Linked DNA regions of Mus musculus: region 1 is linked to region 2. The links are chromatin contacts, found by Hi-C or POLR2A ChIA-PET in ENCODE. All regions are on one chromosome and are shown on one strand. Each heading gives the region's core, a stretch centred on a gene start or an enhancer-like site at or near the end of the contact. The rest is flanking DNA. Distances are from core to core; before and after follow the strand shown. Region 1 holds the start of Trim11 (tripartite motif-containing 11). Region 2 holds the start of Btnl10 (butyrophilin-like 10).

Region 1 (7,664 bases), core at 1,417-3,916, 60 kb after region 2:
TTTACCAGGCTAGAATGTTTTTCAGAATACTCTTTCCTTGGTGGACAGGAAATGAATGGCTCATGTTGGTTTTTGTAGAGCCCGGAGCAAAGCCTCTTTGTTTTCCAACTGACATTAAGGAATTGCCTTGAGTATCTTTGGATGGCCTACATTCATGAGCCTTACTTCCATCCCTTCTACACCTTCTACACTGCACAGGAGACTTCTTCCCTGGACTATCATAGAATAATTTATCCTTAGGAACTATTCACAGTCACAGCCACAGGCTTTGTATGCTGAGTTTGTCCCACCATAACTGAATTTGGGTATTAAACTCTATATCCGCAGGAGTTTTCATCCATTTATAAAGAGGTACAAATCTGGCCCTTTTATGTCCAGTAGCCTTTTTGCACTCAGCATTAGCATTTTTAAAAGCGAAACATTCAATTAAAATCTCTCTAGCAGTTGGATCTGATATTGCTCTATTTGGAGATAGAGTTAACCTTGGTAAAAAGCCAGTGAAAGATTCATCTGGGCCCTGGGTCACCTTTGTAAAAGACTGAACTCCACCCTGTTGTAAGGCTCTGTTGTAGGACGGCATCGTCAGGGTAATCTGGACTCTCAATCCAGAACAGTCCTTCACTTAGTAACTGATGGCCGACACCATCAGCACCTCCATCCTATTTCACTGCCCCACACGGAAGCCTCATCTTTCCACCTCAGCCATTGCAATTGAGGGCCAGGCTTTAAGATGGCTGGCATCAAATCTCTCCATTTGATTGGAATTATATGATTTTTTTGTGTGGCCCAGTTATTACATATGGTGAATGTAAGCCATAGCTCATTACTGCTTCCTTAAGCGTTCTAAAATCCTGTGCTTCTAGAAGTTGCCATTCAAATTCTTGATAACCCTGTGAATTTCTTTCATCTCCTCCCAATTCCTTTATCAAGTCTGGAAAATCATTTTAGGTTTTTTAACAGATGTAGACTGCCCTTTTCAGTCTTGTTCCAAGGTGGTACTGAATGTTTTAGCCTTCTTTCCCCTGTCTATCTCAGTATCTTTCTCAATTCTAATTATAATTTTTTTTCTAATTTTTCTCCTAAGACCCATCTCCATTTTTTATATTTTCTTCTTCTTGTAGCTCTACTATCTTAGTATTTTCATTTTTATTTATAAATCTTTCCAATTTCTCTTCTATGACCTGTCTTCATTTTTCAGATATCTTTCTCGTCGTATCTCTACTACTTTAGAGTTTTCCTAATTTTTATTTATATTTTTTTCTAATTTTTCTTCTAAGGCCTGTAACCTACATCTTCCAGTCTTCTCCTTATCTAAGTTTGCTTTCTTTTGATCTCTCTTTAAAAAGATATAGAAAATTTGTTATCGTTACTGAAAAAAATTATTTATATGCTGATAACTATAGCAAAAATTATACAGACTCTAGATGCCCTGTGCCACTGAGTTCTTTCCATTTTTATCATAGAAGATATTTTCCCTTTAATCTCTATCTCCTTAAAAACTTCGATTTACCAACTTAAACTATATTTGTCTACGATGTTTTATATTTAGTCTCTTTCCTCTTTTATTGTTTTCAAACTTAATACCTTACCGGTTCAGAAGTTTGGGGCTTTTTAGTCCCATAGCCGCTGCGGGAAAATGTTCCTTTTGTTCTTTAGTGCGTCTGCAGGCTCCACAGACCAGCAAGTGTCTACGGTGGCTAACTTCAACCCCTCAGCTCAGTTCAGGAGGCTGCCCCCATTGTTTCCATCTTTCTGCAGGCCCTTCCGACCTGCTGCTCGAGAATGGCTTTAGGTCTTTACCTGCAGCCACCGGCTGAAAGCCAGGCCTATGTGCCCCAGCTCTGGATCGCAAACTGCGCTTGGTTCGTGCAGCTCTGAGAAGCTGCTCGCCTGCGGGCCACGCCAGAGGCTCGTGGCCGGCCGCTGCCTGACTCAGCAGCCGCGGGAGTGCTAGACCCGGGCCGCTGCAGACGCAGGCTGGAGTGCGTTCCGGCTCGCTACCCAGTTGCTTATAGACGGCCGCTCAAGCGCTCAGCCCGCCGCTACGGGAAATCTTACGGGAGAGAAGCCGTGCCTGGCTTTCTAGTTTAGCACTCGCTGTCCACAACTTTTCTAAGTTGCTGGCCCCAGCAACGTCAGATACACTCGCGGCAGAAGTTGTGGCCGCAGACGGTCACCACCATAAGCTTTGACTGTTTCCTGATTCGTGCATAATCATCCCGTTATTCTAAGTTCTGCCACACGTGGCTGGTTACCTGGTTCTCAGTTTTTGCTGCTATCTCCATCAGCGTTCTGGGGCCAAACTTGCGTCGGTGTCGATCCCGGCATCCACCCCGGCCCCTCTCTTTTCCAGGCATCACACCTTCTAATTTCCTGCCTAAGCTCACTGGCCATTGTATTGACCGGAGAAAGGTTTACACAGTGCACAAGAGATTAGCTACAGAACCCATGGCCAAAGTTTGCAGCATCCGGATCTTGGGGTGCGGGGACACCACCTGCGGAGACTTGTCACCGCAAGAGAGGCGAAAATGCGATCTCTTGCACTATAATTCGATTCCGACCCCGAGCCCCGATACACAGCGGCCAACCCAAGAACAAACGGGTTCTAAAAAATAATAAAAACTAGCTTCCTGCTTCCGCTGTGGTTTCTCTTCCGGCGGAAGTCTGAGAGCTTAGTGCCGGATGTACCCACTACCCAGGAGGCTGAGAGTGCCGCTACCTGCTCCTGGCCCGTTCCCACTGCGCTCTCGCGGCGGAGTTGCCCGATCCCGGTGCACCACGAAAAGCTCGATCCAGGCGCAGACGCCAGCACCATGGCTGCCCCAGACTTGTCCACCAACCTCCAGGAGGAGGCCACCTGCGCCATCTGCCTGGATTACTTCACCGACCCGGTGATGACCGACTGCGGCCACAACTTCTGCCGCGAGTGCATCCGACGTTGCTGGGGCCAGCCCGAGGGCCCATACGCGTGCCCCGAGTGTCGCGAGCTGTCGGCGCAGAGGAACCTACGGCCCAACCGCCCGCTCGCCAAAATGGCAGAAATGGCACGACGCCTGCACCCGCCTTCTCCGGTCCCGCAGGGCGTCTGTGCGGCGCACCGCGAGCCGCTGACCACCTTCTGCGGCGACGACCTCAGCCTGCTGTGCCCCATCTGCGAGCGTTCGGAGCACTGGACTCACCGGGTGAGACCGCTGCAGGAGGCGGCGGACGACCTCAAGGTGCGTTCCATTGGGTGCAGCCGGCCAGTGCCCGGTGCGAAGGGATGTCCCGTTACTGCCCTGCCCTGAGTTGAGGAAGTGTGAGTTACAGTTAACTTGATCCTGTGACGGGGTCGGGATTGTAGCCTGTCTTATTCCAGGATGAGATGCACGTGCATTCTGGGGAAAACCGGGTGTTGGTAGTCAGTCCAGACTCAGCTTGGAGAGCTTGTGAAGGGGCCCGCTGTCAGATCAACAGTTTGGCCTGTGTCAGAGTTGATACTCTGCCAGTGTGTCCCCATCACTGCATGAACTTGGGTGACCAGAATAAACCAGGCACCAAGTCTCCTTTACTTTGGACTTTAGCACAAAGGTGAACTTATAAACTTATAAACTTAAAAAGCTTATAAACAGAGATCGTCCCAGTAATTTTTCATTTCGTTTCGTCCATACCCGGTTTACCGATGATTGGTTGGCAGGTTTACCCCCCTGCCACCAAACCCCTTAATGGTGCTGAAAGAGACCCACATCTCTCCACGAATGACATGATAAGCCCTGAAGGGACAACACTAAAGCTGCTCTATTGCCAAAAAAGAAAACCTTTGTCCTCTGTCCTGTTAAGTTCACTGTCTGAACAACAGACAAGACAGATCAGCTTAAGTAACACTAAGTTTCTCTTGCATAGGGGTTCACACAAGAAAAGAGAAAGAAAAGCTCAGAGAAGCAGTTACCCTTAGGCCTTTTATCCCAAAAGGTGTGGAGTTACCAGAAAGAGACCTTGTGAAATAGGAAATGATTGTGAAATAGGAGGCTGATGGCAGAGAGGGTGTCTCCCTCCTGCAGAATGGATGCTCTGTCTTGCGTACGCTTAGGTATCTGTGGCTGTTCAGCACAGGAGCAGGTTTGGGTGTGGGGGACACAGCCTGCTTTCTGGTAACGCCAGGAAATGGGCAGATAGCTCTTCCCTGTGACCAGTGGGCCTGCAGTGAGCCATCCCTCCACTCACTAGAGTTTGGGAGGGGTTCTTTAGGCCATGCTGGCCTACGTGGTCCTGGTGACAAGTTCACTCTTTGGCTCTGGGGCCATGAGTGAGTAGTATCCAGAAGAGAACCAAAGAGACGGAGGAGGGATTACATCGGCAGGAACCAGGAGCTGAGGGGAGAGCAAGCCCAGGCCTATCCCAGGGCCTCCTGGGCTCCACTCCACTCTCACCACACCCAGGGTAGGAAGTCTGGGTCATTACCTAACCAGTGGTAGGGTTGCATGTGGCCAGAGCTCGAGGCCTTTGCCAAAGTGTGTGCAGGCTGCTGTTGCTTCACAGCTGTTTACAATACTGCTCCTGACTTAAGCATTGAAAATAGGGGCTGGCAAGATGGCTCGGGCGGTTGAAAGAGTGCACTGCTTCTCCAGATTTTCGGAGTTTAGTTCCCAGCACTCGGGTTCTGAGCAGCTCAGGGCTGCCTGTAACTCCAGCTGTAAGGGGATCTGACCTGTCTGGCCTCTACAGGCCTGGCTACTTAAGTGCACTTCCACTTGCTGACACTAATAAAAATTTTTGTTTTTTTTTTTTAAGTGAGAAAATGGCTGGGAGTGGTTTCTTAGCATGCACAAGGTCCAGGGTTACAGGAGAAAACGCTGGAAAGACTCGGGCAGAGCTCAGAACAGAGCCTGGAGGTGTACGTGATGGGGTGGGGGTGGGGGGCAGAGTGAGGGGTATGCCTGATGTTTCCAGAGTAAGGCAGCCTCTGGGATAGGCCTGTGGCTTCTCTGGCAGCTGCAAAAAAGTGGGAAAGGAAACTGGACCAGGTCCGACCTAAGAAAATACAGCCAGACCATGAGGGACTCTGAGGGAAGCTGCTGTGGGAAGAAGCCATATCTAGTTTGAACTCCCATGGTGCATTCCCCACTCTGTCTTACCGACAACTATGGTCCAAGGCCCTGGATGCTGTCCAAGCTCAAGGCATGTCTAGTAAGGGCCATTTCCTGGCTCAAAGGTGGCTCCCTTCTGGGTGTGTTCTCGTATTTCCAGAAGAAGGGGCGGGAACTCTCTAATCCCATCCAGAGAGCCTTACTCTCATGTCCCAGTCACCTTCCAAAAAGTCTAGCCCACCACCTGGTGGAATTTTGGGAGACTGGCTCAAGCAAGCCTTAGCCCCTGACATGCTGTGAGCCCTTGTGACCACAGATGGGAAGAAGAGGAGGGGACAGTGTCTTGAAGGGAGAAAAGCTGGGTCCTCAGTGCCAGCTTGTTAGTGTGTCCTATTGACAGAGCCTGGACATGCCCACTGAGCACAGAACAAACTGTCACTGCAGAGGTGAGCAGGGCTGGCTCGGGGCCATGGGGCTGAGAACCCAAAATGAGAAACCTCAACTATGATAGTTTATGAATTTGGGAAAGGGGAGGGGCGCTAGAAAGGATACTGCCAAATCAGGAGAATCCCTGCCAACTGGGGGGCGTTTTATCTACCATTGTCTGGACAGATTTCATTTGGTCCAATGGGGAGGTTGGGATTAGGAGGTCAGGAGGGGAAAGGCAGACTTCTGGGTCTGGGCCCCACCTATAGGGCCTGATGCCTCTTGGGATTCTCATGGCACCACCCGCTCTCCATCCCACCAGGGGAGGCTGGAGAAGTCACTGGAGCACCTACGGAAACAAATGGAGGACGCAATGCTGTTCCAAGCCCAGGCTGAGGAAACCTGTGCCTTGTGGCAGGCAGGTGCTGGGTCTCGGGTGAAGGAGGGAGTGTGGAGTCAGTGGCTGGTGGCCAGACTAGCCTCACTGAGACACGCCAGCTGGAATATGTGTGTGTGTGTGTGTGTGTGTGTGTGTGTGTGTGTGTGTGTGTGTGTGTGTGTGTGTGATATAGGATACCTAAGTTGGATTCTGTCCTGCATACCTGTCCTATGTCCTAGTATGCTTGAGTTCAGATTTGGACTGATGTCAGGAACAGGCTAGGTACAAGGAGGTCTCCAGTAGTAGCATTTAGGAGTCAGGGAGGTATTTGACATTGGGGTAGATTTAATCTGTCTAGCTGTGGGGTGGCATCCTTGTCTAGCTGACACCTGGGGCTGGGCTTGGAGCCTGTGTGACAGATGCTGAGTGTGACTGGTCCCAGGTATAGCTCTTGGGTCTGGGTAGCCAAGGGTGGGTGGTAGGCTGGAGGTCTGAGGGCTCAAGGGGTGGTGGGTTTGGGTTGGGCAGCTCCAGGTGACAGGTTGGATGTGCTGTCAGATATTGGGGTCTAGGGAGCTGCGGGTGGTATTTTCTGTGTACAGCCTAGAGTGGTGGATTTGGGGGTGTGAGTGTTCTAAGTGCTCAGTGGTCTAGCATCAGGTTTCCCCCTCAGCTGTCCCTCCTGTGCCCTGCAGAAGATGGTGGAGAGCCAGCGGCAGAATGTGCTGGGCGAGTTTGAGAGGCTGCGCCGCCTGTTGGCAGAGGAGGAGCAACAGCTGCTGCAGAAGCTGGAGGAGGAAGAGCTGGAGGTTCTGCCGCGCCTGCGTGAAGGCGCTGCGAGGCTTGGCCAGCAAAGCACGCAGCTGGCAGCCCTCATCTCCGAGCTTGAGAGCCGCTGCCAGCTGCCAGCCCTGGGTTTACTGCAGGTGAGTGGACTGGATGGAATGTCCTGGAGGTCCCCAGGGGGAACATGGAGTGTGCAGCCCTACCCCCAAGCCCACTGCTTCCTCCTCAGACACACAGGCTCTGTGTCTGCCTGCTGTTGGGCTGTCACAGGACTTGCAGGACATCCCCAAGTCCCAGCAGCCACTTGCATGCCTTGACTATGGCCATGCTGCCACCTAATGAGTCACACCGTGCTTTATGGGGGGAGGGGAACAGACAGACAGAAAAGGTGTGGACAAAGAATTCAGAATGAGAAAGCATTTATTCATAACAGACTCAAGTCTGCAGAGAGCATGTCCTCGCCATCTCTCTCGTAAACTCCACAGCAGCTAAGACGGGCGCCCCAAAACACATGTTCTTTGTTGCCCATGAAGATGGGTGCCAGCCCCAAGGCTCCCAGCGGGCATGCTCCAGTTCCTTGGCTAAAAGGCTGCAGTGTTGTGTGTCCGCTGCACACATCCTCTGCTTGCCTTCCCTCACGACTAGCTGACCTGAGATGCTGAATATTCGGAACATGCTGTTAGCTAGCTGCTGAGCAGCGAGGGGCTAATGAGAAGGGTAAGTGTCTTGTGTTCAGCCCACATGTTGGTTATTTCACTTTAAATCGACAGTTGTTTGAGTCTGCAGGTGCAAAGTGAGGGCGTTCACTGAGGCGGACCACGTAAGCAGTCCCCGAGGCAGCTTCCCGTTTTCTCAAGCTGACGACAGTTGCTGTCCTCAGTGGGCACAGCCACGTGCATGTGGCTCCTGTGTGCTGTAGGGGGAGGGGCAGGATAGGACTTGTTTGGATCTTTAAGTACCCATCCTTGTTCCCGGACCCCTGAGAGCTCTCAGTAGGACTTCCAGTC
Region 2 (6,910 bases), core at 3,825-6,324:
TAGTTTTACCATTATTAAAGACTAATACTAAATACTAATGAAGTGATGGACTTGTTTGTGTTTCACAACACAATCTTTACGTGCCTTTAGATTCAGCACTCAGGAGGCAGAAGGAGACAGATATTTATGAGTTGGAGGCCAACATGGCCTACAGAGTGAGTTCCAGGACAGCCAAGGCAACAGAGAAAGACCCTGGGAAAAAAAAAAAAAAAACAAGAACAAAAAACAGAAACAAAAAAACAAAACAAAACAAAAAGCCCCACCAAAGGTATTTTCTGCTATTAAGCTTCCACTATGCCTGTAAGAGTGTAAAACTTTTTATTTACAGTACAAAGGCTGCAATTCCCAACAGTTGATCGTCTCAGTTTCAAGTCCAAGTGTTTTGACGTCGCTTGCATTGCCGGTTGTGACAGCTTGCCCAGTGCAGGCAGATTCTTTCAGAGCCATGTCTCCAAGCATGAGATTCCTGAAGGAAGGCACTAGAAACCCAGTCTTCGAAGATCCAGTTGGGAAGGCACCTAGCCATCATTTGAGAGTGTCCACAAACATTTGAATCCCTTAAAGGAAGAGTTAGTTGTGTGTGCTCTATTTGCCAGTCTTTTCCTGGTCACTGCCCACTAGGCTGGGATGGAGCCACTACAAGAGGAGTCTAGACCTCCAGGATCATTCATAACATAGGAAATTCCACAAACAGTTTTACAAAGGCCTGTGCCACCAAACGGCTGTTTGCAAGTTTATTATCATCATATGGTTCCTTAGTTATTAGGGAGCATGGAGGGACTTTTCTGGTTTAAGCCGGCCACCCTGGCCATCCTTGGATTTAAAAGATCCAGTGCTAGGCCTAATCATTGACAATATTTTCTCCGGCTTGAAGCCTGACATGGAGCTTAGTAACTCCTCCGTGGTGAACTCTTAGCTTCCTGCCATCTGTCCTTCAGTCGTCCAGAGCTGAATGTCCAAAAGAGACTGAGAAAGCACAAGACCTTAGAGAAATAAGGGTTTTCCCTGCTGGGGGTGAGGGGTGGGGTGTTAAAGGAGAAGAGGTTTATGGAATATAGACCCTTGGTAGGCTAGCTACCTTTGATAGACTTTTTTTCTTTTCTCATGGGGTCGGCTTATCTCAGACCACATGCCCTTTCTCCCCTGCTCCACCCTTATCCTCTAGGCTGCTGTTAGACTTACAGCTTGCCTATTCTGAGGTTTTTCTTCACCTCCTAAACTGTCTCCCAGCTGCCATTTGAGCCCATTCTTTTATTAATGAAATTAAGAACCCCAAGAAGGGACCTTGATTTCCTGGGTATCATAATTGGCTCCTCCTGAACTCCCCCAGGTGTCTGGTAACACTTGCTGCCTGTCCTTCCTTTTAATTCTTTCCTAGGTGGACAAAATAACTTCTTTCCTGCATCCCCAGATGACATCAGTACTTTCTGCTGTGGACCTGTGAGCCCATGGCAGCAGGGCCCTGAAGACCCGGGGGCGCGGGGTGGGAATCTTTGCGATGTACGAAGGCAGCAGCTTACTGAGACTCTTGTGAGCTGAGAAGGGCCTGCTCTGGAGGTCCTCTAAAGGGAAAGTGGCAAGGACCAGGGGCAACATCTGAGGACCTTAGGAACGGGACACTTTCCCCGGTGAAGAGGCTGTTCTACTTCTACGAAGCTACACCACGCCACTCCCCTTCCTTCTGTTCACCGACCCATCTGGCAGAGCAAGGTTCCCACGGCAGGAGCAGCTACAGTCCTGGGGCTCTCAGCACAGCGTGAGTGGTGAGCTCAGGACACAACCCTGTAGTTGCTACAAACATGGCGAAAGCCAGTGCAGTGGACGTTGTGCCTGCCGAGGTGGAGCTCTTTGGTGAGACCCAGGAGCCTGGGGACCGCTTTCAGAGGACCTTGAAGAGACTTCAGAGGCCCCTGCTTAGGGGCTTAGGAGCAAACCTGCTGCAAGTGGAAATGGGGAGAGCCAACGGGAACTTTGTGCAAATAAACTCCCTGGTTCCGCCCCAGGGAAGGAAGGAAAAACAACAAACAAACAAAACACCTCTAAAGACATACAGATGTAGTGACACATAAACTCCTGCAGAGGGCGCCAAGAGCTAGAAACGCCACTAAGCGAAATTTAACCTTCGGTTTGCTGTTAATTTTTATTAATTTCATTCCGAGAGGGTGGCGTGTACCACTTTTCACCTCACCTCCTCTTTTCCTTTTTTTTTTTCTTTTTCTTTTTGTTGAAGCTAAATTCACACAGCATAAAACAAACCACATTGGCACTTAAGACATTCACAAATGTTTTTCAACTAGCACCTATATCAAATCTGAAAATAAACTCAGTGCCTTAAAATAAGGCCTCAAAACCATTATGCAACCCCATCGTTCCACACCCATTTCCATCCCCTCCATTACTACTCATCTTAGCTGAATCCCTAACTAGCCCTCGCCGTTTGTGCTTACCGCTGAGGCACGTGGCTGAGTATCTCTTTGGCTCCCAGCTGGACCCTCTGGACCATGCACCACCGTGGTTAGAGTAATGCACTCAGGCCTGAGCCAATAATAAAAGAGGGCACACTCTGACTCAGTCTCCCGTGGGTCTGGGGGAAGTATCCCAGACAGCAGACCCCTTAAAGTCCCGGCATTTGAGAGGTAGAAGCTGAAGGATCAGGAAACCTTTTTTGAAAATAACTTTAAATAAATGATAAAATGAATTCATTTTTAACTGGTATATTAAGATTATACATAACTATGGGATAGCCCTGGAGTGATAATGTACAGGTGTGTAATATCTAAATCAGGTGGGACAGCTGCCCACTGTGTGTTCTAGGAACCTTTCATGAATCCTCTAGAAGAGCAGCAAGTACTCTGAGCCACTGGCCCATCTCTCCAGCCCTGTCCTACTGTTCCTGTCTAATCTTGTACAGACCCTCTGTGATCAGTACAGGTGCTCTGTGATCAATATAGATGCTCTGTAGTCAGTACAGACCCTCTGTGATCAGGACAGATCCTCTGTGATCAGGACAGATCCTCTGTGATCAGGACAGATCCCCTGTGATCAGTATAGATCCTCTGTATCAGTACAGATCTCCTGTGATCAGTACAGATGCTCTGTGATCAATACAGATGCTCTGTAGTCAGTACAGATCCTCTGTGTTAGCAGATCACCACTTCTTGCTATTTAACACTTACCTCAGCATCCATCGATCAACCCCTTTGGTCCCAAACTCTGTTCCACAGCATTCTACTTTCACCTTCTCTGAGATCAACATCTCAGCTGCCATGTATGAGTTGGCTAGTGCTGTGCTCATTTCTCTGTGCCTGGCTCATCTTACTTAACATAAAAAATCTCCAGTTCTGTGCATCTTGTTACTAATGATAGGTTTCGCTCTGTTCTGGTTGCAGAGTCCTGCTGCCTAGCTTTTCACCCTCCAGTGCTGTGGGTTTATTTAATTTCTCTTAGCTATCAAGAATAGGGCTGGCCAGGTAGTGGTGGCATATACCTTTAATCCCAGCGCTCGGGAGGCAGAGGCAGGAGGATCTCTGTGAGTTCGAGACCAGCCTGATCTGCAGAGTGAGTTCCAGGACAGGTAGGACTATTGCACAGAGAGACCCTGTCTCAAAAAGAAAAACAAAACAAACAAACAAACAAAAAAATGAAAACCCTAGGGTGGCAGTGCATTCGGAGTGCATCCATCATTTTTACATACTGGTATAATTTCCTTTGAGTGCATTCCCTGTGGTGGGACGCTTCATGGGGTAGTGTTTTTTCTAATTTTTTGAGGAATCTCAGTGATAAGTTATTTCTCTGCCACTGAAATGAGCCAATTTAAACCAGATTAGATTCTATTAAAGGCAGGTTTATTGGGAAGCTGCTCTCAGGTGGGCAAGTTCACTGGCCCCAAGGATTGAGGCTAGGGAAGTCGCCATGGAAAAGGGATGGAGGGGAGAGAGAGAGAAGAGGAGAAGAAGAGACCAAAATGTCTGGATTATATAGGGAGGAGCCTCTGGGGCAAGGACAGCCCAGCCTCTGGGCAGGAAAGTTTAAGGTGGGGGCAGGGTATGCCAGGTAGGGACTAAGGGATGCAGGGAGAACCTGGAGGGCAGGGCTGCTTTGATGTGTAAAGTATGCACCTCAGTCCCTTGTCCCCGTCTGAAACCAAACACTCAGGCTGCTGAGGGCTTTCTCTAGATAGTGTAAGTCCTCCGTTCTGACTCACAGGATCGGGGAGATGAGTTGCAGGGGGCACTGCTGCCTAGCTAACATAACTCATGGTTTCATGTGGCGCCCCCTGGTGTTTGTTTACCAGAAGGTGCACCCCAAGGAGACAAGCAGAAAAGACCTTGGGCCTGGACTTTCTTATTACTGCCTGGCCTAGAGCACCTAAGAGTCCTACACCACCGGGTGTGATGGCTCACACCTTTAATCCCAGTACTCCGGAGGCAGAGGCAGGTGGATCTCTGAGGTCGAGGCCAGCCTGGTCTACAAAGTGAGCTCCAGGACAGCCAGGGCTATACAGAGAAACCCTGTCTCAAAAAAAAAAAAAGAGTCCTACACCATCTGCTGAGTTAAAGTGAGCACTCCGCCCTGCACAGAGCCGAGTGGCCCTCCCTTACCCAAAGTCTCTAGAGACACCAACCCTTTTAAGTCAATAAGAAGGACAACCAGGTCAAATAGAGCCTGGCCCAGTGCCTCACTCAACTGACAGGTGTAAGACTGGCTCCGGTGAAGCTTCCAGGACCTTACGGTGATGGGGCAGAGGGAAGAGATGAGGAAGGGTTTGCCCTGGATTTCTGGACAGGAGTCTCCACAGCCAAAGCCAAAATCCTGTCACTTTCGATACCATGTCACAATGTTCCCAAAGGCAGCGGCACCAACGTGGCTGCTCTCAAAGGTCTCAATAACCAGAGTTTATCTGAACTCCCCAACTCCTACGGCTGGCTAGGATCCCAGCACGAATAATAGATGTCCTCTTCTTTGGGCTCCTGATGTCCCCAAGTTGGCCCAGCTGCCACCCTCCTACAGGCCACCTCCCCTCATCTCCGTGCCTTCCCTTATCCCTCATCCCAGCGTCTTTATCTTATATGCTCAGTACAGCTGGCCATATGCCCCTTAGGGAGGGTTTTTTTTTTTCCTGTCGAAACTGCCCTTACCGAAGGTAAGAGTTAATTATTTTCTGATGGCAGTAACCAGACTCAACAGAAGCTGGTGAGCTTGTCTGTTCTTCAGTTTCTAGGTTCCCCTCTCATATCGCTGGGAGGCGAGGCTTGATCACTTGGCTTGTGCCCTGCCAATCTGAAATTCTCAGGGAACCCAACCAACTCTGACGCTCTCAAAGTCAGCAGAACCTGGAAAGCAGGCAGCCGGCTCAGAGGTAAGTGAGTGTTTTCCTCTTTAATGGCGCGCCTCCATATTTTGGGTTGGATGTCTCCACATGCTCAATGGGCAGGGAGAACCTGTGGCTGCCCTAGTAAGCCAAGATGGAGCCACACAAGAGCCCTTGCCTACAGGACACACTAGATATGAAGGGCAGCCTAAGGCTGTTCCAGGACGGGCTTCTTGGGACTGGCCCCCCAGTTACCAAAACACACTCTCCAAACAGATTGTGCTAACTACCCTAAATTCCTGAGTTTGGGGGGGGGAGGGGTCCTCATCCTGCTGAGGAGAGAGCTGTGTCCTCTAACCCTAGCTGGAGGGTTCTGCTAACTGTCTCAGGGCAGTTAGACAGTGGAGGGTGTCACAGGGTTCTGATGACCCGAGAGTTGCCTACTGGAGCTAGTTTTTCTCCATGTGCCTGCAAAGGGCAGGAGCTTGTGTATAAAGTCACACAGGAGTGGGTGGTGGAGGGAGCCTCACTCACACAGAGGGGCAGCCGCGGGATTCTGCAGGTGGGGTCTGTGCGGAACGACCCTGTTTCTAGGACTAAGAACTCATGTGGTAGGTGAACAAGCAGCTACCTCTCTTAAGCTGTTTCTCCATTCTCCTACTAGATCCCTAGCTTCTCTCTCACCATAACTAATGTGTATCTAATTCTATGTGTCCCCAATAGATATGGCAAGGGCACACCCTGGAGATGCTACTCTGCCAAGCATCTTGGTCAGCTTCATCTTCCTGCAACTCCTGACTTCTGGGAACGGTAGGACGCCCCTCCCTTTCTGACCCTAGGAGCGCCCAGCGTCAGGTTGGGGCTTCCAACAAAGCTGGGGTTTAAGGGAACTCTCAAAGAGGAAAATGGGGGCACAAGGGGAGCCCCTGCCTCCTGCCTGTGACCTAACCTAGTCCTTTCCTTTGCATCTCTAAGGAAAATCAGATTTCCTCGTCCTTGGACCTCCCCACCCACTTCTGGCCATAGTTGGTCAAGACAAAGAGTTGCCCTGCAAACTGTCACTCAACATCAGCGCTGAGGGCATGGAGCTGAGGTGGTACAGGGACAAGCCCTCGTCAGTCGTGCATGTGTACAAGAATGGGGAGGATGTGTATGACGAGCAGATGGTGGAATATAAGGGAAGGACCTCATTCAACGGCAGCCATGTAGCCAGGGGAGAAGCTGCTGTGAAGATCCACAACGTCACCGTGTTTGACAACGGGACTTATCACTGTGTGTTTAAGGAGTACACATCCCACAGCCAGGCCACCCTGTGGCTGAAGGTGGCAGGTGAGGTTTCGTGTGTGTGTGTGTGTGTGTGTGTGTGTGTGTGTGTGTGTGTGTGTGTGTTGGGGGGAGTGTCTTCTACTCCTCAGCTTCTCTCAGTGTCAGCCAGGATTCCAGACCTCGGTCCCCAGAGCCCTGAGTCCTAAGGCTGCAGAGGCTTTGGTGACACCTGCTTCTAGGCAAAGCTGTTTTCCCTGCAAGCTCTGTGTATGGTGTAGTTCCGTCTGCCTTTATGTCACACCCTTGTACCAGAAAGAGAGCACAGATGTGGGG

What was found. A loop is a pair of places that touch in the nucleus more often than their neighbours do. ChIA-PET counts read pairs that join two places held with the same protein, here RNA polymerase II (POLR2A).
Region 1: a map of T-helper 1 cell shows a loop between it and region 2 (2.2-fold over the local background). The contact joins the promoter of Trim11 here to the promoter of Btnl10 in region 2. A Hi-C loop is called at or near these places in 1 of 37 maps with a recorded cell type or tissue (T-helper 1 cell). POLR2A ChIA-PET finds 5 or more read pairs at or near these places in 3 of 5 experiments (Patski and embryonic stem cell).

What each region holds. Positions count from the first base shown.
Region 1 is chr11:58,975,427-58,983,090 of GRCm38, forward strand. It overlaps Trim11 (tripartite motif-containing 11), which reads left to right and starts at 2,667. Exons shown (of 6, transcript NM_053168.2): 1 at 2,667-3,218; 2 at 5,815-5,910; 3 at 6,567-6,797. The coding sequence starts at 2,814.
Region 2 is chr11:58,912,834-58,919,743 of GRCm38, forward strand. It overlaps Btnl10 (butyrophilin-like 10), which reads left to right and starts at 5,075. Exons shown (of 6, transcript NM_001363414.1): 1 at 5,075-5,359; 2 at 6,035-6,121; 3 at 6,287-6,640. The coding sequence starts at 6,037.